Linked DNA regions of Homo sapiens: regions 2, 3, 4, 5, 6 and 7 are each linked to region 1. The links are chromatin loops, found by intact Hi-C in ENCODE. Cell type or tissue: mammary epithelial cell. All regions are shown on one strand.

Evidence for each region. Hi-C counts contacts between places; a loop is a spot of excess contacts. Peaks named below come from ENCODE experiments on the same cell type or tissue, not always from the same donor. Only the 100,000 strongest peaks of a DNase experiment are listed, where the experiment ranks them.
Region 2: it touches region 1 in a loop (2.3-fold over the local background); 40 of 110 quality-filtered maps call a loop at or near these places.
Region 3: it touches region 1 in a loop (5-fold over the local background); 26 of 110 quality-filtered maps call a loop at or near these places.
Region 4: it touches region 1 in a loop (6-fold over the local background); 3 of 110 quality-filtered maps call a loop at or near these places.
Region 5: it touches region 1 in a loop (6-fold over the local background); 9 of 110 quality-filtered maps call a loop at or near these places.
Region 6: it touches region 1 in a loop (8-fold over the local background); 11 of 110 quality-filtered maps call a loop at or near these places.
Region 7: it touches region 1 in a loop (2.8-fold over the local background); 2 of 110 quality-filtered maps call a loop at or near these places.

What each region holds. Positions count from the first base shown.
Region 1 is chr2:160,490,848-160,494,847 of GRCh38, reverse strand. It overlaps RBMS1 (RNA binding motif single stranded interacting protein 1), which reads left to right and starts at 1,041. Exons shown (of 14, transcript NM_016836.4): 1 at 1,041-1,559. The coding sequence starts at 1,485. RefSeq lists a silencer at 614-793 and an enhancer at 980-1,500. In mammary epithelial cell, no CTCF peak of the experiment used is centred here; DNase peaks (open chromatin) are centred at 1,407, 1,757, 2,037 and 2,827; H3K4me3 peaks cover 3,136 bases; H3K27ac peaks cover 3,390 bases.
Region 2 is chr2:160,322,125-160,326,124 of GRCh38, reverse strand. The region is part of intron 2 of RBMS1 (RNA binding motif single stranded interacting protein 1); the gene reads left to right. Among named protein-coding and RNA genes, the nearest start is that of LINC02478, 52 kb to the right of the region's middle. In mammary epithelial cell, a CTCF peak has its summit at 1,758 (motif pointing left); no DNase peak of the experiment used is centred here.
Region 3 is chr2:160,967,958-160,971,957 of GRCh38, reverse strand. No RefSeq gene overlaps it. Among named protein-coding and RNA genes, the nearest start is that of TANK-AS1, 190 kb to the left of the region's middle. In mammary epithelial cell, a CTCF peak has its summit at 1,535 (motif pointing right); no DNase peak of the experiment used is centred here; H3K27ac peaks cover 412 bases.
Region 4 is chr2:160,351,364-160,355,363 of GRCh38, reverse strand. The region is part of intron 2 of RBMS1 (RNA binding motif single stranded interacting protein 1); the gene reads left to right. Among named protein-coding and RNA genes, the nearest start is that of MIR4785, 55 kb to the left of the region's middle. In mammary epithelial cell, a CTCF peak has its summit at 2,008; DNase peaks (open chromatin) are centred at 2,653 and 3,253; H3K27ac peaks cover 1,981 bases.
Region 5 is chr2:160,645,301-160,649,300 of GRCh38, reverse strand. It overlaps LOC105373718 (a long non-coding RNA gene), which reads left to right and starts at 779. Exons shown (of 3, transcript XR_923526.3): 1 at 779-931; 2 at 1,098-1,187. In mammary epithelial cell, a CTCF peak has its summit at 1,941; DNase peaks (open chromatin) are centred at 920, 1,160, 2,020 and 2,400; H3K4me3 peaks cover 590 bases; H3K27ac peaks cover 2,060 bases.
Region 6 is chr2:160,917,053-160,921,052 of GRCh38, reverse strand. No RefSeq gene overlaps it. Among named protein-coding and RNA genes, the nearest start is that of TANK-AS1, 240 kb to the left of the region's middle. In mammary epithelial cell, a CTCF peak has its summit at 1,946 (motif pointing right); a DNase peak (open chromatin) is centred at 1,952.
Region 7 is chr2:160,694,066-160,698,065 of GRCh38, reverse strand. No RefSeq gene overlaps it. Among named protein-coding and RNA genes, the nearest start is that of RBMS1, 200 kb to the right of the region's middle. In mammary epithelial cell, no CTCF peak of the experiment used is centred here; a DNase peak (open chromatin) is centred at 2,195.

The DNA of each region.
Region 1 (4,000 bases):
CTATCCGTATGTACATTTTGGTATTAGCTCTCTTTTTGAGCTGGAATATAAAAGTCTTCTGCAGGCAGCTTCGGGGACCAATTAATTCCATTAAATTATATCTAGTTATGTAGTGAACTGAACCACTGCTGGTCTGAGGCTGTCTAGAGCTGTGACAATTAGGAGATGGAGAGAGGCAGAAAGAGAGATTGATTTTATATGTCACTGAAGCACACTGCAACAATATGCCAGCGTGACTTTCAAAATGGCCTTAAAATATTCCAAACTCAGGGAGTTTCCTTGCTCCTGAGTGGGAGTTGACAGACTGTCTGGCAGCATTAGAAAGAGGCAGAGAAAAGCTGATGTCTATATTGTGTCCTCTAATAACATTCTGCCTCTTTGCGGCATCCCCCTCTTAGAAGGATCCGTCTATATGTTGTGAGGGGTGTGTGTGTGTGTGTGTGTGTGTGTGTATGTATGTATGTGCTTTGCCTCCCCTTGTGCAAGGGGCATGATTTCACGTCTCACATCTGGGAAAACCAAACCGAAGGACGCTAACCCTCCCAAGGTCACCTAGATTAGTCTTGTGGCCCCGGGTCGGGGGTGGGTGGGAGGAACAGAACCCAGGTGTCCAGACTCCAGCTTTGTTGGGCATTAAATCATTTTCCTTCCCTTGTGAAAAAAAATTACTGGGCGGTGGGAAGTGAACGATTAATCAGATTTCCTCTTTTCCCTTATTTCCCCTCCCCCTTACGAAGATAAAAACTCGGGAAAGCAAAAGAGGTGCCCGCCCTGCAGTTCTTAAGCTGGGTCCCCCCGCATTCCCCCTCCACCCCCACTCCCACTCCCATTTCCCCACCCCCGACACAAAGCGATCTGGACTCACAGGGCTTCCGCCCGTCCAACCGCGAGCCTGGGAGGTGAGGAGTGGTTAAAACTCAGCCCTCACCTCCAGCGGGTCCCGGGCTCGGCGGCGCCCAGGCCCCGCCCCCGCCCGCCCTTCCCCCACGGCCTCGGAACGCCAGCCCCTCTCCTCTCTCCACATCGGGCGCACCCACCCCAGATGCCGCCTGGCACCAAGCGCAGCCGCCGCTGCCGCACTTTCCACTTGTATTGATCACCTCTCAGCCCCGCGCAGCCGGCTCGCCCGAGCGGACCGCGGCCAGCGCGCCAGCCCTTGGCAGCCCCGGAGCAGTCGGGCTCCGGGAGGAAACTCCTTGGGAGCGCCCTGTCCGGGGTGCCCTCTGCGCTCTGCAGTGTCTTTCTTTCTGCCTGGGAGGAGGAGGAGGAGGAGGAAGAGGAGGAGGAGGAGGAGGAGGAGGAGGAAGAGGAGGAGGAGGAGGAGGACGTCTGGTCCCGGCTGGGAGGTGGAGCAGCGGCAGCAGCAGCAGCCGCCGCCGCCGCCGCCGCTGCCGCCGCCGCCGGAAAGGGAGAGGCAGGAGAGCCCGAGACTTGGAAACCCCAAAGTGTCCGCGACCCTGCACGGCAGGCTCCCTTCCAGCTTCATGGGCAAAGTGTGGAAACAGCAGATGTACCCTCAGTACGCCACCTACTATTACCCCCAGTATCTGCAAGCCAAGGTAAAGGGGCGCCGGGGAGAGGTGACGGCCGGAGGAGGGGGCCCGGGGACGCGCGCAGGGTCAGGCCTGGGGAGGGGGGCGCGCGGCGAACCCCCGCCACCGCCGGGCGGAGTTGCTGGAAGGTTGCTAACTATAGCGCTGGCCTGGGCAGAGCCGGGCGGCGCGCGGGGCGGCGGCTTCCCTGGGAGCGGAGTGCGGGGATCGGGTTACAGAAAGCCGCGGGGGGAGAGACTAGACAGGAAAGAGCCACCAGCCCCTTCCTGGCCCGGCCAGCGGGGAGGGTCGTGGGGTCGAGCGGCGCCCCTCGCCGAGCCCTGGCTGGCCGGCGGCCGTCGCCTGGTGTGCGCGTCTGGATCCGCTGGTGGCCCGGCTTTTCGACCCCTTCTCCAAGGGCCTCGCCCTGTAAGCTGTAACTCTTCGCTCCCCTCGCCGTGGCGCGGAGCCTCCCGCCCCCCAGGGACGCCCCTCCACCTCCCGCGCACGCGATGACTGGGGCTGGAGGGGCGGCGGGGCCGGGATATTTTCCTCCCCGCCTCCGGCCCTGAGCGCCCGCCCCTCGCCTCTGATCTTTGTGCGGTGTGGCACTTCACCTGGTTACTGATTTCTACTTTTACGCTGGTGTTTTGGGTAGAAAAGTGGCCAAAGTTCACTCGCGTTCATTGATGTCCCTTCTAATCTCTAGAGGTTTTGCAAAGGAGGGACAATGGGCAGATTTCAGTGCAGAGAAAGAAGTGACTTCGTATTTGGTTAAAAAAGAAACAAAAACAAAACTAGCTTATATGTTTGCCACAGATCGATTTCCAATGTTGCTTTTTAAAAAGTGACCTCGGCACACTCTTGGGTAACAACAGTTGATGACATGTAGCCATACAAATTGCGCCTGGCTTTCTAGGGACCCTGGGTACTTTGTTAGTGGGCCTATCTTATTTTTACAATAAGAATTTGATGCCTCCCGAACTCATTTAAAAAAATTATTTGGGCCATGAAGACTGGAAATTTCACTGCTTTGGAAGCAGCCGCCAGAATTTGGGAGGGTGGAAGTTGGACGCAGCAGCCTTCTTCAGCCATTAACATCTATCACAACTCTGGGTGCCCTTCTAGATCACAAAAGAATCAGGTATGGATGCAGTGTCCGAACTTTCTTTGGGAGGTTGTAATCATGCTCTGCTTGCTGGTAGTTGGGCATTTCCGGCCTGGTACAAAGAATCTCTGATTCAGCCTTTTCTTTCTTAGAATGTGTGTGGTCCACGTTTTCATGTACTTACGACATAGCCCTGTATTTGTCTACGTAAAAAGGACACTTGTCAGTTTCGAGACCAGAAATGTCCTAGCAATCCCGGGCCTCATTTTCACTTCCCCCAATTCCCACTTTACTTTGGGTCACCAGAAAGCAGCAAGATGGTAGCAGCAAGGATACCCCTTATTCATCTCTGTGTAGTTCTCACAGTATTTGTTTTAGGAACTTGCAGGAGATGCTAGTTTTCTGTGAGCTACATGGTAGCTGTTCAAAGAAATTTTGTGGCATAATCAATGCACTACCTTTTAGATATCTTATATATTTAATGCACTTGTTTAAATTATGCAGCATTGGGTGCCTAAAGGACAGCTTATTCAACACTTAACAATATGAATAATAAATACACCCACTCAGGTGAGGAAGAAAAAAAGCCATGTTTCTACAGGCACATTTACCTTAGTAATTTTTATATACCATTAGTAAGTTAGAAACCAAGTCCATACCATTTAATGTAGCTAATGCAATGCCATTTGGCTTTTTTGCCCTGTAAATAATTGAAGAGAGAGACAAACGGCAAGAGCCTGCTCTAGTAATTAGGGTCGGATCCCAGAAAGCTTTACGGCCCATTTTCTGAAAGTGTGCTTCCTGCATAAAGCATTTAATATTGATTTGTGTTGCGGTAAATGACATTCTCAAAACATTTTGCTAATTCTACAATTAAATCTGAAATCCTATTATTCGGAATTCCTTTGTTTCTGGAGAAAGGTATACATACTCACTTGACCTATATAACATGGTATTAAAGTTTGGTAATTAAGTCTAAATTCCCTGTTGTACAAGTATCTTGATTATCTCAGAAGGGGACATCTTCTAAAAATGGCACGTGACTAGATGCAAATTTTAGGTAAGCAGAGTTCGGAACAGGCAGCCCTTTTTTTTTTCTCTCCCTTATGTATCTGTTGGTAGCATGGTAGTAATGTTGAATCATTTAAAAAAAAAAAGACTTTGATTTGTAGTTAGTTTAAAAACAAGTGTTGCCTAATCTACCTAAAGAGTTAATAAACTCTCTTAGGATCTGCTGTCTGTCATGATTCTTGCCTCTGTGTGTGCTTTAACCTTCCGAAAATATGGGATAGAAAACATCACTCTGTTTAAAGTACAGTGATGTGTTTGCTAGGCAGAGTCATTTTGAAACTTCTGTTTG
Region 2 (4,000 bases), 170 kb after region 1:
GTCTGCAGTAGCTTTTCTTGCCAAGCATTCTCCTTTAAACCCTGGCTTCAATTCCAGCTACATACACCAGGAATCTTTTATTCATAAAGGTACACTCAGCCATATAACACAAGTGGAAGGGGCAGCTATCTAATGTAAGAGTTAGGCCAGAACAACCAAATGAAATGGGGAATATCTTTCTATACCCTTAATTTTTGTGTCTTGGAAGTAGAAACATTGAAAATCATCAGGGCAAAAGAGGTAAATGTCATATAAAATTTACTTGATTTTGATTGCCTAATAAATTTTTACATCTTCTATCTCATCTCCAAATACCACTTTACATGCCAAGTAAATAAAGGAAATATAACCAGCTGAATTATTCCAGGTAGTGAGAATTCAGAATAACATGGGTAATGACCCTTTCTACTATTTTTAGGCCTCATTCTCCAAAAAACTTTATTTGCTAAACAGACGTAATGTATACTTTGTGTTCCTTCCCCTATCCAACCACTGTTGAAAGAGCTAAAGCAAGTTTTAGGAAATCCCCTTTGTCTGGGAGGCCATTGAAAAAACAAAGCAGCCAAAAAAGTGAGTTAGAAAACTGCATTCATCTGTGTGTACATGTGTGAGGACGTGTATTGTATTTTTTCTTTTTTCCCAGCAACTCCAAAATAACAAGAGGGGGTTTCCTCAAATAGATTTGTAGTCCTCAAATTCATTTCCCTCAAATAGATACCTTAGTTATTCCTTTTAAGCTTTAAAGCCAGTCCTGCCGACCCCCTCACTGAGGTATATGCTCTACTGGGCATGTTATTCCAAGATAGACCAATGTCATGTATCCAGAAGGTCTTTAGTCAGGTAACTTCTTCCTGAATGTCATCAGCATCTGTCTTAAGGACCTTAGCAATTACGGAGTCCACCCCTCATCTCCTTACTCTTTTGGAGCTGTGTGCAGAGTCAAACTGGGAATTACTTTCAATCTGTGGCACAGTCTGTGGTTGGTGACCCAAGTTTCCATAGCTGTCAACATGCTTGGCCTTTAAACTCCAAAGCAAACATTCTACCTCCCATCTTTGCTACTTAGTTGTGTAACCTTGAATACGTCCCTTACTGACTCTGCTCCTGAGTTTCACATCTACAAAGTAGGAGTAATACTCCACCTCCCCAAAAGATTAAGAAGATTAAAATAATTGGCGCATATATATGTGTGTGTGTGTGTGTGTGTGTGTGTGTGTATATATATATATATATATATATATACACACACACACACACATCTCGCTTAGAATAGTGCCTGGCATAGAGTAGGAGCTGTATACCTGTAAGTAATTACTTTTATTATTCCCCTGAATTAACTCACGAGGTCATAAGTTTTCTGATGTTGATGTTTTATTTTTCTCTTCTTTTTCTCATTTCAATCCCCTGTCCCTCCTACTTGCTAATTATGGTCATATACATAGGCACAGCGTCTTTTACGGGATGTGTGAATCCCTGTTTGTCCTTCAGGAGCAGCTATTATGAAAACTATCATTCTATATGCATGAGCAACATTCTGCCCTTTCTCAAAGTTAAAGTATCTTTTTTGTTTATACATATCACTTTTTTTTTTACTGTTGTTTTAAACACACCCATTGTGTTTTCAGGTTTAATAATATTCATAAAATATTCTAAAACTAGCACAAGCACTGCAAATGACCCCATGTGCCTTAAATGAATTTACAACTGAAATGACCAATATTAAAATAACTTAACAACCATTGTCGCCATCTGTTGGTGGTGGTTGGAGTGGACGCCACTCTCCAGAGCTTTGGCTTATAACCTGGACTCTTCAAAAGCTGCACGTTCCCTAGCACACAGGAAAATTGTGTGTGTGTGTGTGTGCACGCGCACGCATGCTTGCACGCACACACATACGTTTATACATTTGTACGTGCCAGTGGATAAAGTCTATAATGATATGCACCAATAATCATATCCAGGACTTCAGGTGATTTTAATTTTTCAACCTACTTTTCTTTGTCTTCTAAGTGTACAATAAGCTTGTGTTTCTTTTGTAATATAAATTACCAAAAAGGTAGAATTTAGGAGTAACTAAGTGATAGAGGCAGAGGAGAAAATTAAGCTTTATATACTAAGTGCAAACTGAGATATACCTACATTTTATATTGTAGCAGATGAAAGAGGAGATCTAAATGGAAAGAAAGAAATGAGTAAAACTGTGGTGTAAACTAAAGAAGTTTTAGTAAATTCTAAGTAAAAGGTTTTATTAGCCAAGCTCACTTGGGCCAAGAGGTTTGAACATGAGCTTTTACCTGTTATCCTCTCCCTTTGAAATTCATATTATTATATAGTCATGTCTCTTAATTACTCTTCATCTTTTTACTGTCAGAGCTTGCTCTGGAGTGGATTATCTACTCTAGCAAAGAATATTATAATCTGGGTAGCTGGGGCTGTGGTCTAACCCAGTTACTTTGAAGCCAGATGAAATCCAAAGAATCTTCATAGTCACAGTTTTTTTTTTTTTTTTTTTCTTTCATGAAATTCTACATCATGCTGTTTGGTCGTGCACTTTCTTAGTGTCCTTAGAGTGTGAATTCCGCCAGTCAGGAGACCTGTTTCTCCTAGTACATCATATGTCCCTATTCCGTAACAGTGATTTTTTTTTTAAACAGGGGGTCTCACTCTGTCACCCAGGCTGGAGTGCAGTGACGCAGTCCTGGCTCATTGCAACCTCTGCCTCCCAGGCCCAAGTGATCCTCCCACCTCAGCTTCCTAAGTAGCTGGGACTACAGGCGTGCACCACCACGTCCAGCTAATTTTTGTATTGTTTGTCGAGAGGGTGTTTTGCCACATTGCCCAGGCTGGTCTCGATCTTCTAAGCTCAAGCAGTCTGCACACCTCAGCCTCCCAAAGTGCTGGGATTACAGGCGTGAGCCACCGTGCCTGGCTGATGATTTAAAAAAAAAAAAAAAATTAAGCTACAGATAGGAGCAAGGGGAGGTGAAGATCTGGTTGCTTTATGAATTTGTACCCAGATGTCTGTTACTCTTACAGGCATTGGTGATTGACAACAGAATTAGATTAAATGTTAACTGTCTATAACAGCTCCCCCTCACCCCTCACTTTAAATCTTACTGCAAGTAAAATGAGTAGAGAGAGATGATGACTACTGTGAACCCTCCCACTCCTTATCCCAGTCCCTGAGGTGCCATTTGATATATGGCTCCTCCTCATATTCTAGATCTGGACCTTTCCTGGCTCTTTTGTCATGACATCAAAAACTACTGGTTCTATACTGCATTGCCACAATAAGATATCCAAGTTGCCCACTGAGGAGCTAACTTAGCTAGGGCCTGACGGATTTCAAGGGTTGCATCTTCTAGTTCTGGGGTCTGTATTTTAATGGGAGCCTCTTGTGCTGGAAGTGGTATAATTGAGTGGACAGCCCAAAAGAAGAATATTTTAGGAAAGGGAAGCCCTTCAGCACCTTAGGTAAATCCAAATAAGCAGCTTCCTGTGCCACTTGTTTGCAGAAGGCCAGTATGCAGCTGCCCCACAGACAGAGTGGAATCCGTTTCTGATGTTCTGTGAAATCACAGTCTTTCAGTCTTACTCCACAACTTGCAAGGAAAACCACAATAGAAAGTAAAACTGATAAATGTCAGAAATCACTCTTTTTCTACTCACCATCCTCTGTCTTGTTATCCCTCTTTCAACCATAAGCCACGTGTTTATTTCTTATGTTTAAAACAAATGAGTAAAAAATGTCCTGTGCTTGGAAAATGAATATTTGAGTACCGTACAGACCTTCCATTACCCTTCTTCTTCCATACTCAGAGGGCATTGTTTCTCAAAATCATTTCATTGATAAGTTGCCATGAAAATTTACTCATTTGTGAGCTCTGGGATTTCAGGCAAGGTGTAATGCTCAAAACTTGTATGAGCTTTTTGTTTTCTCATATGCACAAATGGGAATAATAACACCTACCTCATAAGATTGTTGTGAAGTTAATTAAAT
Region 3 (4,000 bases), 480 kb before region 1:
TTACAGGTGCCTGCCACCACGCCTGGCTAATTTTTGTACTTTTAGTAGAGACAGGGTTTTGCCATGTTGGCCAGGCTGGTCTCCAACTCCTGACCTCAAGTGATCCGCCTGCCTCAGCCTCCTAAAGTGCTGGGATTACAGGTGTGAGTCACTGTGCCCGGCCTTTCTATTTTCTTAACAGTGCCCTTCATATAGTAAAAGTGTCAGATTCTGGTGAAGTCTCAGGATCTGTCTTGAATATGCTGTGTGGATGCTGGTGGGTGATTCAAGCTCCCAATCTCAATCTCCCCCTCATCTCATCCCCATATAGTATGTGGTCTCCACACCCAATTCCCAGGACTTCCCCTTCACCTCTCCTGCTCACAAAAGTCAATTCCATTGTTAATTACATAATGCAAATAAATACTTGATTTGCTTTCAAAATTAATTCAGCATGAGGCATGTTTATTACATGTTTATACATATATATGTTTACCCATTTCAAAGTCATATACCTTTTGGAGGTAGACACTTGGTCTTCTATTCTTGCCTGAGCAACACCTGGAATATCAGAAGATGATAGAGTATCATCACTGGAAGGACTTAGAACCCTGGTCCTAAACATGTAGCCTGTGGATCAGCAGCATCAGCATTGCCTGGGGGCCAGTAGAAAGTCAAACTGTGACCCTACCCCAGGCCTATGAGTTAGAATTTGTATTTTAATGAGATCCCCAGGTGCACATTAAAGTTTTTGAAGCAAGCTGTACAGCTCATCTGGTTCTCACTCTTACTTTCCAAAGAAAGATACTGAGGTCCAGAGAGAACAAGGCTAGCCTTCCAGGCCAGTGGTAACTGGGGCTACAACCAGGGTGAGAACCCAGCCCTCTTTCTCCATGGCTTGTGTGTTCTGCACAGCACCACCTGCCTCCAGCGTTTTGGATGACTGTACACCTCAGCCTGTATGGGGAGCATCTGCATTTGTCCTAATGTGGTCTTTCTCCAAAAAGACTCCTGTCACTTCTTATTTCCAATATCCCCTAGGGATATCCAACTTTCAAAATGTAGACTTCTAAATTTTCATAGAGAAATGAACTAAACACTCTTTGGGGGAATAAAGTGATTCTTTTCCCCTTGCATTTGTTTACTTCTCTGTAAGCTCCTGAGATGGCTAACACACTAGTTGTTAATCACACCATCTGTTCAAACAGCATTTCTAAATCATTCGATTCATACTTTTCTTTTTAAGGAATTTTTTTTTTCTGAACAATATGTTTGTGCCTGTGTTCCTCCCATCATTTGGCAATGCAGTTTGAGCTATTTAAACTTTCCTATTTATTGTAAATGGCTTTTCAATCAGCAAATATTTTTTTAAATGTTCATACACCACAAAAAGCTGTGTCTACTGACTTTTCAAACATTGGAAACAGTAGAAAAATCTGTTCCAGTCTGTCTGCTGTCAAATTTTTAACCATCTGATTATATTTCAATGAAGTGTTTAGGAAGATGATTTATCTGGCTGACCCTGGGAAATTTTCCTCATTGGCCCTGAAGATGGCAGTGCTCTGCAATTTAGTACAACTCTTCACTTTTTTTTTCCCCCTCCTCTAAAAGGAATTTCTGGAATGGCAGAAAGTGGGGGAGGATTCACTAAATCTGAACCTTCTAACGCTTAGCATAAACCTCTTCTGAACCCTGGGACAATTTGGTTTATCTTTTGGTCCCTTTTTGTTGTTGTTGTTTAAAGCTGTACCCAATGCATTTCCTGTTTCCAGCCCGGATCAGAAATGGAAATAGTTTAAAGGTTATTCTCATATCATGGGTAACCAGGAAGTGCCTATATAGCTTACTGAGAAGCTGCTTTTCACAAGACTGCTTAGCTTTAAAAACAAACAAACAAAAAAATCTAACAAAGGCTCAATCCAAGATAAGCAGGAGCTAAGAATACTGGCGATTCTGAATTCCTACTGGACCACATCTTTGGGAGCCGGCCTCTCCTGGTTTCCTCTTCTTTTTTTTTTTTTTTTTTTTTTTTGAGACGGAGTCTCGCTCTGTCGCCCAGGCCGGGCTGCGGACTGCAGTGGCGCAATCTCGGCTCACTGCAAGCTCCGCTTCCCGGGTTCACGCCATTCCCCTGCCTCAGCCTCCCCAGTAGCTGGGACTACAGGCGCCCGCCACCGCGCCCGGCTAATTTTTTGTATTTTTAGTAGAGACGGGGTTTCACCTTGTTAGCCAGGATGGTCTCTATCTCCTGACCTCATGATCCACCCGCCTCGGCCTCCCAAAGTGCTGGGATTACAGGCGTGAGCCACCGCGCCCGGCCGGTTTCCTCTTCTTAACAACGGAGGCCTGCTGCCTGCTGACATTCTTTATATTTCATAGCGGGGTCTGGAGGGGTTTAGAGGGACACATGCTCAGGCTTCAGGCAGGATAGACCAGAGGGCAATTTCTTGGTCCTGTCATTGTTAGGGTATGGACATGGGAACAGAGGCGGGGACAGGAGTGTGTAGCCTTACCCAACTTTCTTTTGGGATTGTGAAAGTTTGGTGACAATTCAGCTAGCCAGAAAACATTTATTAAAAACAATTAGGGGAGAGGCCTTATATTAAATGTTGTTATAAATAATAATAAACAGCAATATTACGTGCCATAAGCCAATTCCCTTGATAAATATTTTAGCAACATCTCATTTAATCTTTACCCACAACTGTATGAGGTAGGTAATATACCTATTTTTTTTTAATATGTTAACTGAGGGACAGAGGGGATAGGAAATGTGGTTAAGGTCCCACAACTTGTATGTAAAGTTGTTGAGTAAAATGTCCTATGGCATTGCCTAGGGCACTCCTCAAAGTGTGGTCCCTAGACCTGCACCATTGGCATCACTGGGGAACTTGTTAGAAAGGCAAATTCTCCATCTGCGCCTGGGACCTGCTGAATCTGAAACTCTAGTGGTGGAACCTGACCATCTGTGTCTTAACAAGCCCCCCCAAGTGATTCTGATGCACATTAATGTTTGAAAACCATTGGACTGGACTAGGCAGTTATCTGTGGTAACTTGGCAGAAAAAGATGGCGCTCCAGTGCCAAAGTGCTGAATGCTGTGGAAGGGAAGTCCTCACTAGCTGCCAGTGGGAAGGATGGACAGGTAGCATAGCCCCTAATGTACATCCTTGTTTGGGCGAAGGCTGGGCTGGCTTTAAACTTGCTTCTACTCTTGTCCTTGAGGTGAAGGGCATCTTCCAGGAGGACATTTCTCTCACATCACTTCCCACCACCTATTTTCCAAACCTTCCCCCAGGCCTGGGGAATTCTTCTCTGGCTTTGAGGGGATGAAGGGATTGGAGATGGAGGTATAAATGAGGACAACTACCAAGGAATCATCTCATTTTCTTCTAAATCTTTCACTCGCCTTTTGAAAGTCCAAAGCCAGGAAAAGATTCCTTTCTTTTCTACTTTCTGTGATCTTCTCCTCTATCAGACAATGAGCTTGGAACAGGTGGAATGGAAGGTGAAGAGAGATAAAAGTAGGAAGGAGAATATACTGCTTAGTGTTTCAAAATTATTGCAACACACTGGAATCCAAACTACTAGGTTTTTCATACTCCTCCTCAAAATGCCTTGGGCAGAGATCTCGGCACACAGGAATAGAGCTATCTCTGAGTTCTTGAAAGTGATTTGAGAAGCTCCACTTACATCTTCTCAGTGGAAAAAATCTCTCCTCTGTCAAGGATCTAATGTAACTTGTTTCTTCTTAGAAGTTTGCTCTTTTAAGTAAAGCTTAGATCTATTTGGACATTTATTATTTAGAATGCAAATTTCTTCCTAAAGAATACACCTTACTTTGCCAGATGCTTGCTGGGAATACCCTTCTCTTTCTTTCCATCTGTCCTCTCTAAATCCCTCCTTCAGCATCCATCTTAATTTTAAACTACGCTTTAAAATATTTGCTGATCACTCCAGCCAGTATTGCTCTCTGCCTTTTCTTACCACTTATATCACTTACATGTTTGCTTTCAATTTAG
Region 4 (4,000 bases), 140 kb after region 1:
ATGAGTTAGTGTACTTTTGGTGTGGCTATTAAACAGAAAGAAGTAATGCATGAATTCCAGGCTGTTGAATCTTCAGTGCAGAAGAGAGACTAGTAATTAAACATTCTGTCAGCTGAAACAGGTGTTCTGTTTGTTTATTACTCACTGATTATTTATAGTGGATTCGAAACTCTCAGTCGAGATAGCCTGTATGGTCAGCAGTGATCTCCAATACTTAATTATTTTCTTAGATGTTTATACTTTGTTTTAGGTGTATAAATTATTTGAAAAGTTGTTTTTTATTTAATAAAGTGTTTGCAACTCCCTTGATTAGAATTGTTTGACTTCAAACTGGAGACTTTTGAGACGAAATTTCGTGAGAGAGCCGTGGAACTGAGTGGGAGGAAAGGAAGATGAGTTTCCATAAATGGTGTATCTAGAATTAGCGAGAAAGTAGACTCACAGCACAAACAATCCTGACCAAGTTTATGGTGCTGCCAGGGCACATGGACTTTCTCTCCTCTTGCCTGTCTATGCGCTTACTAACTTGGCCATGCCAGACTTAACGCTTGTCTAAATTGCTTAAGGGGCCAGGACCACTTGTCTCCCTCATTTTTTCTTTGTGCCATAGCATCTTCTTGCCTCTGTTAAGTGTCACATGTTAATAAAGGAATCTGCATGGGAGATCAGCATGTGTTTGAGTATCAGCATTTGCATGTACAGCTTTAGATTTCCAGATTTACAAAGGACACTTTCCTGCAGCATAAGGACTAGTTCTTTAAAGATGAAACAAAGAGACATTCATTTGTGGTCCTCGAAACAAATTGGGCCTGCTAGCCCATTTGGACAGGAGCACTGATGCTTTCCAAGTGGGCTTCCAAAGTGTTTCATCTTCACCTTCAAAGCCAGGCCATAAATTGTGGAATTGTTTTCACTGTCCCTTAATATGAGGCATAGCTTTTGCTCCAATGCTTAACCTATTTCAATGCCCCTGTGTAGCTGGCTAGATAATATTTTGTTTCTTAGATTTTCCTCCACCACCCCTATTCATTACCCTTAGTTTAAGTTTGACAGCATGCAATTACCTTTTAAAAGCCATACTTATTTAATTTTGGCTCTGATTTTTGAGGCACAAGAATTTGAGCATTTATTTAATTAAAAAGTTTATTGAACTTTTTTCATCTCTAGTCTGAATTACAGAACTTTACATCTCTTCTAGTCAAGTGGCTGTTAACGAGGAACACGCACCAGAATCAAAATTTACATGTCAGGTCCTTCTATAGATTCAGGAGTCAGAAGACAGAGAGATACTTAATGGAGAAACAGCATAACAGGCACTTATACTAAAGAGCACAGGCTCAGAGCTTTCCACCTGGCCCCGCCTCTTGTTTGAGCAAATTTCTCAACCTCTCTGTGCCCCAGTTTCCTTACCTATAAAGTCGGGATAATCATAATATCTGCAACGTAGGGTTCTTGTAGGGACTAAGTGGGTTAATGTCAAGTGCTCTGAACACTTTTGGCATGTATTAATGTTACTGCTACTGGGAAGCTTTTTTAAAGCTTCTAATGGTCAATCCCAGTTGAGAGCTTGATTTCGTCTTTTTATGTTATAACTGAAAAAGCTGAGGCTCAGGGAAGGTTAAATGACCTTTTTGGAGTCACAAAACTAGGAAGGGGCAGGCTTGGGAAAAGAGTCCATATCTCCTGAAATATCCACTCTTCTTGATTTGCCACTTTACTTTTCACAAGTGAATGTTACACTTAACTCTGCTCTTTATCATGAGGATGAAATATCTGTACTTCAGTTTCTTGCCAAAGAACTTAACTTTGTCCTCTCCACTGGGCAGGTCTTGACACAAGCTCTTCGAAGAAATAAGATTTATGAAGAATTGTATGAAGGATTTGGAGTTTCTTTGTTCATCACAGAGCTTCCCAACTTGGCAGACAGAGGAAAGGATAATATTTGTATTATGTTATATTGGCATTGAATTAGATTATGTTGGATTGCCACCTATGGATGAGGCTGGTCATTGCTGGAGGTGACAGGCCCCACCCAGTCTCCAAGGGTTGACAGAATCAGCATCTCCTGACATGTTTAAGAGAACTAGTCCAGCAAGTGTAGTTTTAAAAAAATGTTCAACAAAACTATATACAAAAATATTTATAAGTGGTATTTTTAATTATATGCTTTATAAGTACAAATTTACATTTATAAACTTATCAGGGAGAACAGTGAGACAGTTTTGATAAACTCAAAAATGTGGATAACAGTTGCAGAACAGTATCAGTAACATACCTAATTTATTTCTGTATTTTGTTTTGGTTGTATGACATTTGGAAAATCCTTATGCAGCTGCAAAAGGTTTTAATTTTTAACAAGCTCATTTTGTCTTGATATCCCCTTGAATTAATCTTAATAGAAACTGGAAATAATTTTTTTGCCTCAACATTGAATTCATAATAATACAGCTATTCACGTGCCTCATAATAGATATAAAAGTCAGACCAGAAGCACCCAAAACTTAGCATCAGTACCAGTCAATGATGTCACTTTATCATGATGCAACGCGGTAGGCACTTTAGTATTATACAGCTGTCTATTAGATCATGGTGAGGGTGTGTGCCAACTAGTTGTACCTGCTCTTGGCCTGGCATTTGTTTGAGCATGATGGATGTGTAGGTCATTTGTACAGTTTTATATGAACGGACATGTGCAGACTTGAATTTCCAAAAGAATACCAACGCAGAGTTACAACTTTCCTAATCGGTGACTCACTTATACAAAGAGATAGCAGGAGATACATTTGTCTAGTGTCAGCACTTGAAGCAACTTAATGTAGATGTGGTCATCAGTAAGTTAACATTTGTTGTGCTATATATTTGCCTGCATTTCCTATTATTTGTTTTTGTACTTAAAGGCTAAGAAGTCTTTAAATACAAAATATTCATATGGAAAATTGATGGAACCCCTAAAGTACTTCTTCAGAGCCTAATTTGGTAGCCACTGTTCCAAGGAATGTGCCATTTATCCCTGGATGCAGCAATATTATCAGAAAGCCTTGTGCATTAACCACATAGCTATTTGCCCTTGTAGAATTCCAGTACTTGGGCCCCAGGTGATCCCTTGACCGTGCATTGCACATAGAGTATGGCTTTTAGGAGGAACCACAGGAAGACGCTCCTTCCGGCATTAGAGCTGGGAAAAACAGAACTTCTCTTAAGCCCAGGACCTGGTTTTACTCTAATGAATACTCAATTTCGTAATGTTGTATTTCCCTATGTTCACTACTAAGAAGTTATGAGTCAGCTTTGCATCCAACATTAGCAGCTCTGCAGGATCTCACTTTCAGGTTCATGTGTCTGTGGAAAAACTACTCCTGGGTTGATTTTTTCTTCACTTACCTTGAACTTTATATCTATTTTTGTCTTGTGGTGTTGCATATATTTTTGCCAGCAGCCTCAAACTTTTTGGGGAAAGAGGTAGAAGCAAATGTTTCTCATGCTCTCTGTTTGACTACCCTTAAAATCACAGAAGGAACATTGCTTAGTCACCTTCTTTTTTCAGTTTGTATAGCAATCGTTATTTTTATTATCAAAGTGGCTCACTTGGGAATGCTGATATTTTGGATATCTAATGCATTTCCATTGGAAAGGAGAATCTGGTCCCTTCTCTTAATGGCCCTGCAAAGAAATTAGTGGATGCACAACAGTTTCCTGGACTGTCAGTAAACATTAAAGTCAGCAAATACTCAAAATCATGATTTCTAGCAACTTTTAGCTTGATTGACATCTTTGTTGAAAGTTTTTTAAAATGTGATTTTTCTTATACCCATTCTTGGTAGGAATTTACTTTGGCATTGAATTAATTGCCCCGCCTTTAATTATTTGAAGACAGGAAACATTCAGCAACTTGCCTGGATATGTGTTTCATATGCAGAGGTTTGTATTACCTGTATTTTGCCTGCTTAATAAATCACAATTTAAAAGTATTGGTTCTGACTTTTAAACCTCCTGTGAGGTA
Region 5 (4,000 bases), 150 kb before region 1:
GCAGAGAGGGTCGTCCCATTGTCTCCCCAGCTCTCAGCAGAGAGGAGACTCTGGCGTGGGCAGCTTCTCTCTGCAGCTAAGTCTTCCCATTGTCTCCTCTAGTCTGGCTGAGTCCGGGCTTTCACGGGCCTCAGAGGGGAGGAAGTGTACGCTGATTGGTCCATGGCCATGGGAAGGCCTGGAAAAAGGCACCACAAGTTCCCACTCTTGTCCGCAGGACTAGAAGCCTGGCCCCCAGGCTTCAGGACCTCCCTGGCTTCACGGGGGACCTGTCCCCCTCCCCACAGTAGTCTGTCTGCTTCTTGCCACTGTTCATGGCGCCCAGGCTGTTTGTGCCAAGGGGCGCCTGCAGACCAGTGCCAAGCTGCCCTCAGTGCCCCCTCAGTCTCCCTCCCAAGCTTGTTGGCATCCAAAGTCCAGAGGGGGCCTAGGTGGCAGGGGGCTGGCTTGTTAGCATTGCCCTGAGCGTGAGCACACCTAGCCAGGTTGTGACAGCACCTGGGCTTGTCTTCAACTTTTCTCTGTGATCAGAGCAGGCGCTAACAGAGGGGAGAAGCCAGGCAGTGGGAGCAGACACCTCCGAGCCTGTAGGGGGAAGGGAAAGCTTTCCCGGGCCCGGGAGAGTACAGTTGTGCCTGGGTCCCCAGCAGCAACTTGGACAGCTGCAGCCACGCCTGGGAGGGTAGGGATCCTGCCTGCTCCTGCCAGCTCTGTGGAATGTGGCACTGCCCCAGACCCAGCTCCACCTTGGGGCCTCTCTCTGCCCGCCCCTCTGTGCCTGACCGCGCTGCTCCCCCACCGGTGGGAGACTGGCTCAGCTCCCAGGGCAGTGGGTGAGGTGCAGGTGGCGCAGCACTCGGGCCAACCCGGCACAAATGAACCTGACGCTCCTAGGGCCGGCCCTGCGTGTACCAGCTGCGCTGTCGGCCAGGTATTCACCTCCCCCAGCATGCAGTGGGAAGTGAGGTTGAGGCCGCGGTGGAGGCCGGGCGCGAGAGCAGGTGCTGCCCGGCCGTGCGAGGGTGGGGGTGGTGCAGTCGGCTGCCTCGGGGACGCGGGGTACAGGGGACCCACCGCCACCACTGCTGCTCTCACAGCTGCTCCTGCTGCCGCCTCTTGCGCCTCCCCACTGCAGCCCACATGATAGCAGCGGCCCCTCCGGATGGCCTGCCGCTGCCATCAGCAAGGTGAGTCATTTTGTCAGTACTCAAAGAAGCCTATTTAAATGGTGTACCCCAGGATGTTCAGTGCACAACCTAGACAATGCTGTCAACCTGCCTCATACTTCTTACCTGCTCCATGTTTACAAACTATAAGATAAAATCCAGAACGAGTGGCACTGATTTGCTGAAATTAGATCATCTCTTTATGGAACAAGTTGTGACTGTTTTCATTTCATTTAGCCAATTATTTTAGAATAAGCTTACTACCAAAAACCTAATAAACCGTATGGAGACATTTATGGGTATGCCAAACCAAGCTAGAATGGAGCAAAGCAGTATCTGTGGCAAAGAGCAAGCTTCTCAGAAGTGCTTTCTAGAGGCATTTTCCAGTAGAGGCACTTTCTCTCCAACCGTCTGTGTTTGCACCTGAATCACATCAGTGTAGCCAGATGCCAAGTCTCTGAGAACCACTGAAGAACACTGGACACAGATTGATGTCAAAATGGGGAAGCAAACCAAAGCAAAAATGCTACTTAACCAGAAAACTTGGGTAGAAAACAGCTGTATGAAAAATGACATAGCCATTCAAAGCACTCTGCCAACGTCTTCCCAAAGTTAGCATACACCCCCAAACACAGTTGCAACACTGCAAGCAGAGACTGAGAGAAAAGAGGGTGGCACTGGGGCCAAAGCTGATTTTTTTTTCTCAAACTTTACTTTGCTCCCTGCCTCCCTGACTCTAGCCCCAGGGCCAGGACAAGGGCCAGGTAGCTACTCCAGCCCCCACATGGAGGAGCGCAGAGCCGACTTTCAGGTTGCATGAACAAACCACCTATGTTGGCATCTTAACAGGTACCAGCCTGCCAGGTTTTATTACCTCTTACACAAACAGGTCTAAAGACCGCAACTTCTGGGGAAGTGATAAGCTTCAGCTGGTTAGCTTGGTTAACATTCCTCTCCTTTCTTTCCTGAAATCCTTTTCCACCAGCTCTTGGGCTTTCTGGGCTGGGCTCTGCATTAAGTCCCTTAACAAAGACTCTCTTTTGTTATACAATTAACTAGACAGTGTCTTTTTGTTAGGTGCTTCTTAATATGTATATTATTGTCTTAACTGAAATATCCAGTGAATTTTAGCACCTGGAAAGACTGTTCTATGTCTCCTGAATCTACCAGATCAACTGTCTGTTCTAAATGTACCAGACACATGCGGTTAAGCAATTCACCCAGTCTTGTCTGAGTTTTGTTATTGTATTGTGCATTATTGTGCCTGATTGGCATGGTATCTTGGCCAAGAATGCAAAAAGGCAGTGATAGGTATAGCTCACTACAGCACACACACACTCATAGGCACACCCACAATACTTGCTGAAGCAGATGAAATTCTTGCACCGAAGCAGGTATTTTAAAAATAGCCCTCCATGGAAAATGAGTCCTTCCTATTAGCAAACAGCGTAATTTAGAATGCTTTGGTGATTAATTTCAGAAATGCTAATTGTGTTAAATTAAGAGGACTAGATACTGCCAATTGACGACTAAATAGACACTCAAAGACCTGAGGTAATATGGAAGGGTACATCTAAGTTTATTCTGCTAAAAAATATCTGGGAATGTCCTCATAATTGACTAACTTTTGGTGCTTCTTAGAAACAGTGTCAGTTTTTCCTTTTATCAAATGGCAAGAAATCTTCCTACCAGACTGATGGGACAGTAGTAAAGGTTTATATACAAGAGGCTAATACATTTCTTTTAAATACAATTATGTATTTTAAAAACAAAGGTACAGAAGTATAACCTATTGAACTAATTCTGCTAAGGCAGCTGTTATGCAGATGATAGTAGACAGTATCCAAACAGCACTAAATATTCATATTCGCCTGAACCATACATATATAGCAATCATGGCTCAGATTATTAAATAAATTTCATCTTTTAGATTGGTGCTTCTCCAGATTGGCCAAAGTCACCCAGGAACTTTTAAAAACTACAGATTGCCTGGCGTTCCTCCAGATGGCAATGTCCAGGAGTGAGTCTGGGTTTTTATTTTTTATAAGAGCCTTAATGATTCTGAGCTAGGTTTGGATCACTGACTTAGAAGGTCAAGATAATTGGCTCTTCATTTGTTGGGTCTGGTTACATTGCTTGTCTTAGAAATCAACAGATGCATCATCTGGTCATCAGTAATATATATGGTTGAGTCAGTCAATATTCATGCAAAAATTTTTCCTAAAATAGAATCTTGGAGAGATCCATCAATGTTTCCTCATCCCTGAAACTGCATTAAAGACCACTCTCTTGATCATCCCCAATCTGATAAATTTAATTTATTGTCAGGACGTAAGAAAGCTGGGTCAATAGTTTAAAAAGCCATTGGAAAATTTAATGTAGTCCTGTTAATAATTTTGTGTCTCAGGCCAGGTGTGGGGGCTCACACCTGCAATCCCAGCACTTCAGGAGGCTGAGGTGGGCGATTGCTTGAGCTCAGGAGTTCAACACCAGCCTGGGCAACATGGTGATACCCTGTCTCTAAAAAATAATAAAAACAATAATTTTGTGGCTGGATATTAGTTTGATAATTGCTCCAAGGCTTTTCCTCCTTGTGTTTCCACTTCCTCCTTCTCCAGTCTGTCTGTATCAGGCTTTCCTCCCTTGATTGTAGCTTCATTATCTCAGGGATAGAAAACAGAGAAAGGCTTCCTCCTGCTGTTTTTCAAAAGCCTAATCCCTCAGGAGAATGTATAAGACTAGAAAGCCAAAGTTAAGAAGGGACATAAATTTTAAAAGGAAAAAAAAAAGGGTAATCTACAAAAGCAGACAGAAGAAAGGGGCTACCCCCATTC
Region 6 (4,000 bases), 430 kb before region 1:
TTTTCTCAAAGAAAAATGCAGATTTGGAAACAAAGCAGGAAGAAGATGCCAGAAAACCCTGGCAAGGCTCTGACCACTGCCTGCTTAGGAATGGCCGCAGAGGGAGAGAAATGTGTTTGCAATTAGGACGACCCAGAGCAGGTCCGATTACATCTGCACGCAGCCACGCTGAAGAGATTTCCAGAGTGAACTTATCGTGTGGGCCTAAGTGGATAAAAGGCAACTTAGGCTGGAGCCATTACAAGAAAATAAATGGGGCCTCCCGCCTTCCACTCTCGAGCTGCCCTTGTTGGGCTCACTCTTACCTCTTGAATTAAGAGGTACAAAATCACCATGATTTGGGGCCCTCTTACATTATAGTTTACAAGATTTTCATGCATTTTTCAGCAATGGACCAAAAAAAGGGGAAATAAAACAAGTGTTGTGAAGTGGTTTCCATGCTGCATGCTGACTCTGATTTTCGGAATGACCTGTGGATGTTAAAGAGATTGCAGCAAGACCCTGAAGCAGCCCAGTGGTTATCCCACCTCTCTCCTTCCGGGGACAGTACTCACATTTTGCTTCCAGGCTCTTAACACACCCACCATTGACTCTCTCCAATAATCCCTGGCAAGACAATTAGCTTAACCCACTTTTAAAGACAAAGCAAGGAGTTCTTGGTAAAGAATTACAGAAATTAAGGTTTCTCTCCCTTGCCACAATGTTCTAACACAAAAATGCTTCCATCAAACTAGCTGCCACTCCCTTGATTAAAGAACAAAAGCAAAACAAAACTTTGAGCTCCTTGTGGTGTCCTGATTTTCCTATTGGGTTTTGGCTTCATTATGCAAGTGCTTTTTGTCCCACACAGATCAGTTCTATGTTCTTCCTAGACAGAAGAGGTGATCTGACTGCCATTCAGAAATTTACCCACTCCACCCATGTCCCTGGTCGTTCTTCTGCTCATAGACTTTTCAAATGACTCTATATTATTGCTTGTTAAGCCTTTTAAATCAATTCCAACAAGTTATAATAATACTACATTGTATGACGTCTTTACTTAGAAGACCTTCTAAAGGCCTTTTAAGAGGTATTAACAATTTCCTCCACACGCACACATACCACCCATCCTGCTGCCATCACCACTGCCCACACAAAAATGAAGAAATCAAGATAGCAATTTTTAAAGAGTCAACATATACTCTGCCTCTCATTGCCTCTCATAATACTCTATCTCTCATTGCCAATTTATCAGAACTGATTCTTTACTGAACAGAGCCTATATTATGGCTATCTATATTGTGTTTCTACAAACAGACATTAAAAAAAATCAGAAGATTACTTTTTTGTAAATGATGTTTGTCATAGAGTACCCATGTATTAATACAGAACCCAAACTGGGATATTTTAGAGTAAGGAAGCACTATTTACAATTATTCTGGGGCAGCAGTCATCAACTGGCACTGACTTTATTCTTAAGTGACTTGTCTGAGTTTATGGATCTATAATCAACAGGGATCTCTGGGTTGCAAAACTCCATTTTTGCACAGCCCTGCCTTCCTCCTCCATTCCCTGACAGGGGTTATCCAGTGCTGTTGCCCACACCTGCAAGATGCCCATGATGGGGAGGGGCCCTGAGGATGGAGCCTCTGTAATTATTTGGAATACTCTCATGTTTTCCATGTTTGTCTGAAGGAGGTGTCCTGGACAGTATGGAAAAACCATTGTGAGGGTACTGTTTGGGAGCCTTGCTATGTCAACACCACAAAAAAAACAAAAAGACATTTACAACCAGGTGGGCAGCAAAATCTCTTTGTAAGCCATCTTTGGCCCTTTCTGGAGCCTCTTCCAGAAGTCTACCTTGGATGGGATGCCTATGCTTAGATGTGGACTAATCCGGGCTGGCTGGCTTCCCAATTAGTTATGTGAGGTCCTTAATTTCTGATGAGCTACTCTTAGGAAGTCAGGCCTGCAGGGGGCACTGCCTGCTCTGCCGGCCAGCGGGCTCAGAGGCCCTGGCCCTGCTACTCCCTGGACAACTGGTTCCCATCCTCCTTTTTGTTTGACTTGTCAACACGAATCCTTTCCCTGTAGAGCAAAACATGATAATTTCTCTCTCAAAATGGTTTTTAAACATAATTTTCTTTGAGATTAGTTTCATTCTCATACAAATTCAGTATTCCATTAATGTTAATTTTGCAGAAATTCAGATTAAAATTTTTTTGGAAGTTATAATATAAATACTGCAGGGTTTAAAATTGGCTTCCCTGGACATAGGATCATTTGAGGTCAATCTTTTCTCCCTCCCTGGATCAAAAGTAACCTTTTATTTCAAGACCGTGTGCCCACCATTTAGTCCCATTTCATGTTTTCTCAAATGAAATGGTCTTCGAGACCTTATGTCTTGATTTTGATAGACACATTTTGCTGATAGAGTAAGAATTTTCAGTTGTCTAGCTGAGGGACAGGGGATTAGAGTGCCCCTCTATCTTTCTTCAGTACTATTACAGCAGTGCCAGTAATAAATGAAGAATGCTGCCTCTCTCTAACTGCCTCTTGCTGACAATTTTCAGGAACTGATTAAATATTTGCATGATGTGGCTATAGTCCTGAATAATGCCTGAGAGGTCAGTGAGGAGCAACCCTACCCTCTCCCTTTCTATCTATGGCTGCTGAAGAGACATTCAGCATTAAGCTCAGTAGCACTGTAATACAAAGATACAATATCTTTCCTCTAATGACTCATTACTATCTATTTTAAAATGTAAGTACATTTATATAAAATGATAATGTCATGGTGTATCTAAGCTTTTCACATTATTGCTTTCTTTTCTCTTGCCATGTAGCCATGCATTATTTCTAATGGAAATTCAAAAATCAAAATGTTATCAATTCAGTTGTCAGGGGAAGGTCCGGATATTTGATTCAGTTCTTGCAGCAGTGGTAAAGAAGGCAGAACAAGGAGGTCTTCTGGAATGCCAGAGAAAGTGTGATGAAATGTGGTGGGTCCAACTCTCTTTGATGTCATGCATCATTGCTTCTTATAGCGGCACATCATTTAGCTAACATTGCTGGGGAATGAGGTGTCCCACATAGACACGTTTTCCAGAGCTGACACTTTTTCATGCCAATACTTTTATATTTTAAGTGAAGTGTCTGGATTAAAATCTAAAATATACAACAGTTTTTTGCCTTCTTAAGCAGAGCAAAGAAAGTACAAGGAATATTTTCTATTTGATCCAGGGTTATCTAATAGTGCACCAATCCTAAAGCAGGAGGGAGGATCTGTGTTTTAAGTTTGTGTTATTTATGGTAATTTATATCCTACTTATTCCTGAAATTACCTTGAAATGAAATACAATAAAATTGTACACAGTGGGCCAGGTTAAGCTCTCTGACAAGTGTGTAGGGTGCAGATATGTTTTATATTGAAACCAGATGTATATACTTTCAATATCAGACAGCAAAGGGACATCTTGTTTGAAATCCAAAGAAGTTGGTTTATATATTCTCCCTCAGTTGGAGTTGTATCTTGCATCAACATGGAGGTGGGTGAAGAGGGACATTTGCTGATGCAGCTTTGAAGTGACCTATGGCTCATTCTATTTGGAACACCAGTGTCAGCCAATCCTAAAACCCTCCCCAATCACAATAGGGTCATATTCTCAGTGTTCCCTGTCCTTGTCCCTGGTCTGCCTCCCAACCCTCTGCCTCCCTCTTTCATCTTCCTGTCTCCAAAGACTGATATACTATTACCTCTTCTTTGATTCTCATTCTCTTTCTCCCACCTCCTCCTAAACCTTCTTTATCCTGTTTCACTTTAGGTAAACACCTCTACTTTCCCCATCCTTTCTTCCACCCAGAAGCTGTCTAACTAAATTTATTCTTGCTTCTAATAAGATGGCTAGAGACAAGTTATTTGAAGAGATTTGACTTAGTTTAGTGGATTAGTGGATTAGTTTAGTGGATTATGCAAACAATCCATAGGATAAAATAAAGTATTGGTGTTAATAGGTTTTAA
Region 7 (4,000 bases), 200 kb before region 1:
TATCCTTGTGAAACCCTTAATTTTCACAGCTAGAGGCCTACCTACCTCCACAATGCATACGCATACACACACACACACGTACACACATCCCCACACACCAAAGCTTGGCAAACGGTTAAGGTGTATGATTTTCTACTTATTCTGCATCCCAAGAAACTGTTCCCTCTCAAGAAAACTGGGACAGTGGCTCATCATACTTACATGAAAACAAACATCTTGTAAAATAAGTCCCCCCGAGAATACAGATTGGGACTGGGTTCTTAACCTGGAATTTTCAAACCCTTAACTCTGGGTTTGATTGGTTAATTTGAGTTTAAATGGTTGGTAAAATTTGGTGTGTATGTGCAATTTTCTGTTCAGAGGTCTGCAGTTTTCGTAAGATTTTTAATGTAGTTCACCTAGAAAACAGTAGAGGAAGCCTAGCTATGAAGGATTGCCTGAGAGATGTGTGGTCCATTTATTTGTCTAAATACCCTAACTGTTTTCTTCACTGCACTTTGGATGAGACCATCAGTTACTAGAACTACCCAGAGACATTTGCTGCTGTAGGGCTACTGACAAGAACACTGTTTTTCATGCTGTAAACAACAGTGGAGAGAAATATCTGTCTTGTCTTGCCATCAAAATTCATTTTCTTTTTCTGGGTAAGTATGCTTTTTTCTTATGGACAAATAACTGACCACATCTGTCTCCTCTTATTGTCCTCTAGACATCTTGGAAATGAATATCTGACCTGCCCATAGAGAGCATATAGCACTTCACGGTACATATTTTAGTACACACTGTAGATAGATTCCTGGTTTTGCGTTATGTTCCTGCCTATGTTTTTCTTTTGTTTCATATTTCTCACTGACTGTTATTCTGTCAGGTATTAGGTTTGGTTGTAAGCATGAGACACTCCTCAGATGGGTGCTTAAAAAGTAGAGTTTTATTTTTTCACATAACCGGAGAGGAGACTTTCTCCTTCACAATTGTCTTGTGCTCTCAAGATGGCGGTTCTACTCCAGGGCTGAATCCTCAATTCCAGGGATGAAGAGAAGCAGCACAGATATCAAAAGGCATGTGCCATTTCTGCTTATTTTCATTAGCCAGAACTTCTTCATATGACCAACCCCAGCTGGAAGGTACCCTGGGAAATGTAATATTTTTTTGCTGGGCCTATGACCACCTGGACAAAATCAGGGGTTGATTGACAGAAAAAGGAGGAAAATCACAACCTACAGTGACCACCAAAATTATCTTCTGAAACTTTGTTACCTTTATAAGCTACTTTGAGTCCTTTTGGGAGGGTGTCATAATAACAAATTAAATACATCAGATTACAATGGGCTACTGCAAAAAGTTCGCAAGTGGTTTCTGATATGATGTAATTACAACTCAAATATGTGAAGTATAATTCCTGACTAACCTGGGCTCTAATTCAAAATCTCAAAGTTGTTCCATGGTGAGAATTTGGGGGTACTCAAACAAAATCGAAGTAGACTGCCAAAGAAAGAGATCCCACTCCTCATTCCCATTGAATATCTGCCTTATGCCAGGCACTATGCTGGATTCAGGGACTTTGAAAATTAACCAGGTTCAGTTAATTCCCAGCCCGAAGAAGCTCAGTTAAGTATAAGCAACAGAGAGCAGACCCACAATTGTGATAGTGTGATAAGTACATGTCCATGGCACCATGGGAGCATGGAGAAGAGGCTGTAACCTGCCTGGGGTGGGAAGGGCAGAGGAGACCTTCTGGAGGAGAGAACACTTGACCTTGAGGATGAGTTGGGATTATCACGTGGATGTGATGAAAAGGGGATTTATAGCCTGATGTACGTAAGTGGAGAGGTTGCAAATAGCCCTGAAATATGCCTGAGATGGCAAGCAAGAGATAATATCAAAGAGTTCCAGACAGTAAAATGCATGTACACTGAGCTAAGGAGTCTGGATTTTATATTCCAGACAATGGAAAAAGCAGCAAAAGTTTTTTCTCATGTGGAGAAGAATCATGTCCATGTATCTGAGTATTAAAAAGGGTACCTTGGCAGCTGTGCACTGCATGTATTGGAGACAGGAAGAAATGTCAGGAGGCTGCTGTAACAACCCAGGCAAGAGAAACTGAAAGACTGAGCCAGGACAGTGTCTCTGGAGGTAGAGGAAAGGGGAGAGCTGTTTTGAAAGCTGTTAGGATTAGAAACTTGTTAGGGCATGATGACTGATCACGTGGAGCAGGTGATTGTTACTAGAAGTTTAGTGTAACCCTATCCTCAGATTTATTATGTTCTAAATGAGGCTTCTGAGTCATAGGTTGATATCATTTACCAGAAGAGAGGATACAGGGTAAAGAGCTGGGAGCGAGGAGGCTGGGGAGGAAATTTCAGGAGAGGGGTACTGAAAAGGGGAGAGATGATTTCCATTTTTGACATATTGGAAACAACTCTGCAACACCCATGTGAAGTTGCCTAGAGGCAGTCAGAATTCCATTTCCTTCTAACTTCTCCAGGAACCTCCTGCGGCAATTATCCCTTCTCCCATCTTCATTTTCAATTTCACCTCCTCTGGGATCTCCTTTCCTATAGCCTGCCATGTTCCTCATATGACTCCCATCCCCATCTCCATCTCCATCTCCACCTCAACCACTTCCTACCTTCATTCTCTGAGCTCCAGCCACACTGTACTTCCTATTGGTTCCGGGTATGTGCCATGCTCTCTCCTACTTCAGGGCCTTTGCATTGCTTTCACACTATGCCTAAATGCTCTCTTTCTTCTACTTCCTTCCTTTCACCTAGCTAACACCTATCCACCCCTACCAAAACCCATAGCCAACCTTTGTTTTATATTCCCAGAGCACCTGATATTTCATGTCATTTTTGTCTGATTATAATGTTTTACTTAATTATTTATAATTACTTGTTTAACGCCTGTCGTTCATGATGGACTTCTGCTCCATAAGGGTAAGGGCCCTCCCTTACACAGAGTTTAGCTAAAGCACTCAGTAGACTTTTGCTAACTGATGATACACAAGTTTTTATCATCTTTAAAATGAAAATAGGAGGGGAGCAAGATGGACAAATAGAAGCCTACACCATTCATTTCCCCCACAGGAACACCAAATTTTAACAAGTAACCACACACAAGAAAAGCATCATCATAAGAACAAAAAATAAACCCACATGAGCTATCACAGTACCTAGTTTTAGTTTCATATTGCTGAAAGAGGCATTGAAGAGGGTAGGAGACAGTCCTGAATCACCAACGCCACCCCTCCTTAATCTGCTGGCAGTCACCAGTAGCACAGAGAGAGAGTCTGTGCATGTCGGGGAGGGAGAGTGCAGTGACTGGTGGACTTCACATTGAACTCACTGCTGCCCTGTCACAGTGGAGAGCAAAGCCATGCTGGGCTCAGCTGAAGCCTACACATGGAGGGAGCATTTGGACCAGACAGCCAGAGGAGAATCACCCATCCCAGTGGGCAGAACTTGAGCTTCTTGGAAGGCCTTGCCAGCATGGGCCAAAGTGTTCTGGGGTCCTAGGTAAAGTTGAAAAAGGACTGTAATTGCTAGCAACTCCTAGTGCTGGGCTAGGCTTAGAGCCAGTGGACTAGGGTGGCAAGTGACCTAGAAAGACAACAGATGGACAGATGGAACAGCTAAAGGAGTGCTTGAACAACTCCTCCCCCAACCCCAGGCAGTGCAGCTGGGAGCAACAGAAGTGACTTCTTCCTTCTGCTTGAGGAGAAGAAAGTGAAGAGTAAAGAGGACTTTGTCTTGCATCTTGAATACCAGCTCAGCCACAGTAGGATAGCTGTAAGCGCCTACATCAAAAACGAAGAAAAACTTCAAATAAATGACCTAACAATGCATCTTAAAGAATTAGAAAAGCAAAAGCAAACGAAACCCAAAATTAGTAGAAGAAAAGGAATAAGAATCAGAGCAGAAATAAATGAAATGAAGAAAACTATACAAAATATCCACAAAACAAAAAATTGTTTTTTGAAAACATAAATAAAATTGACAAA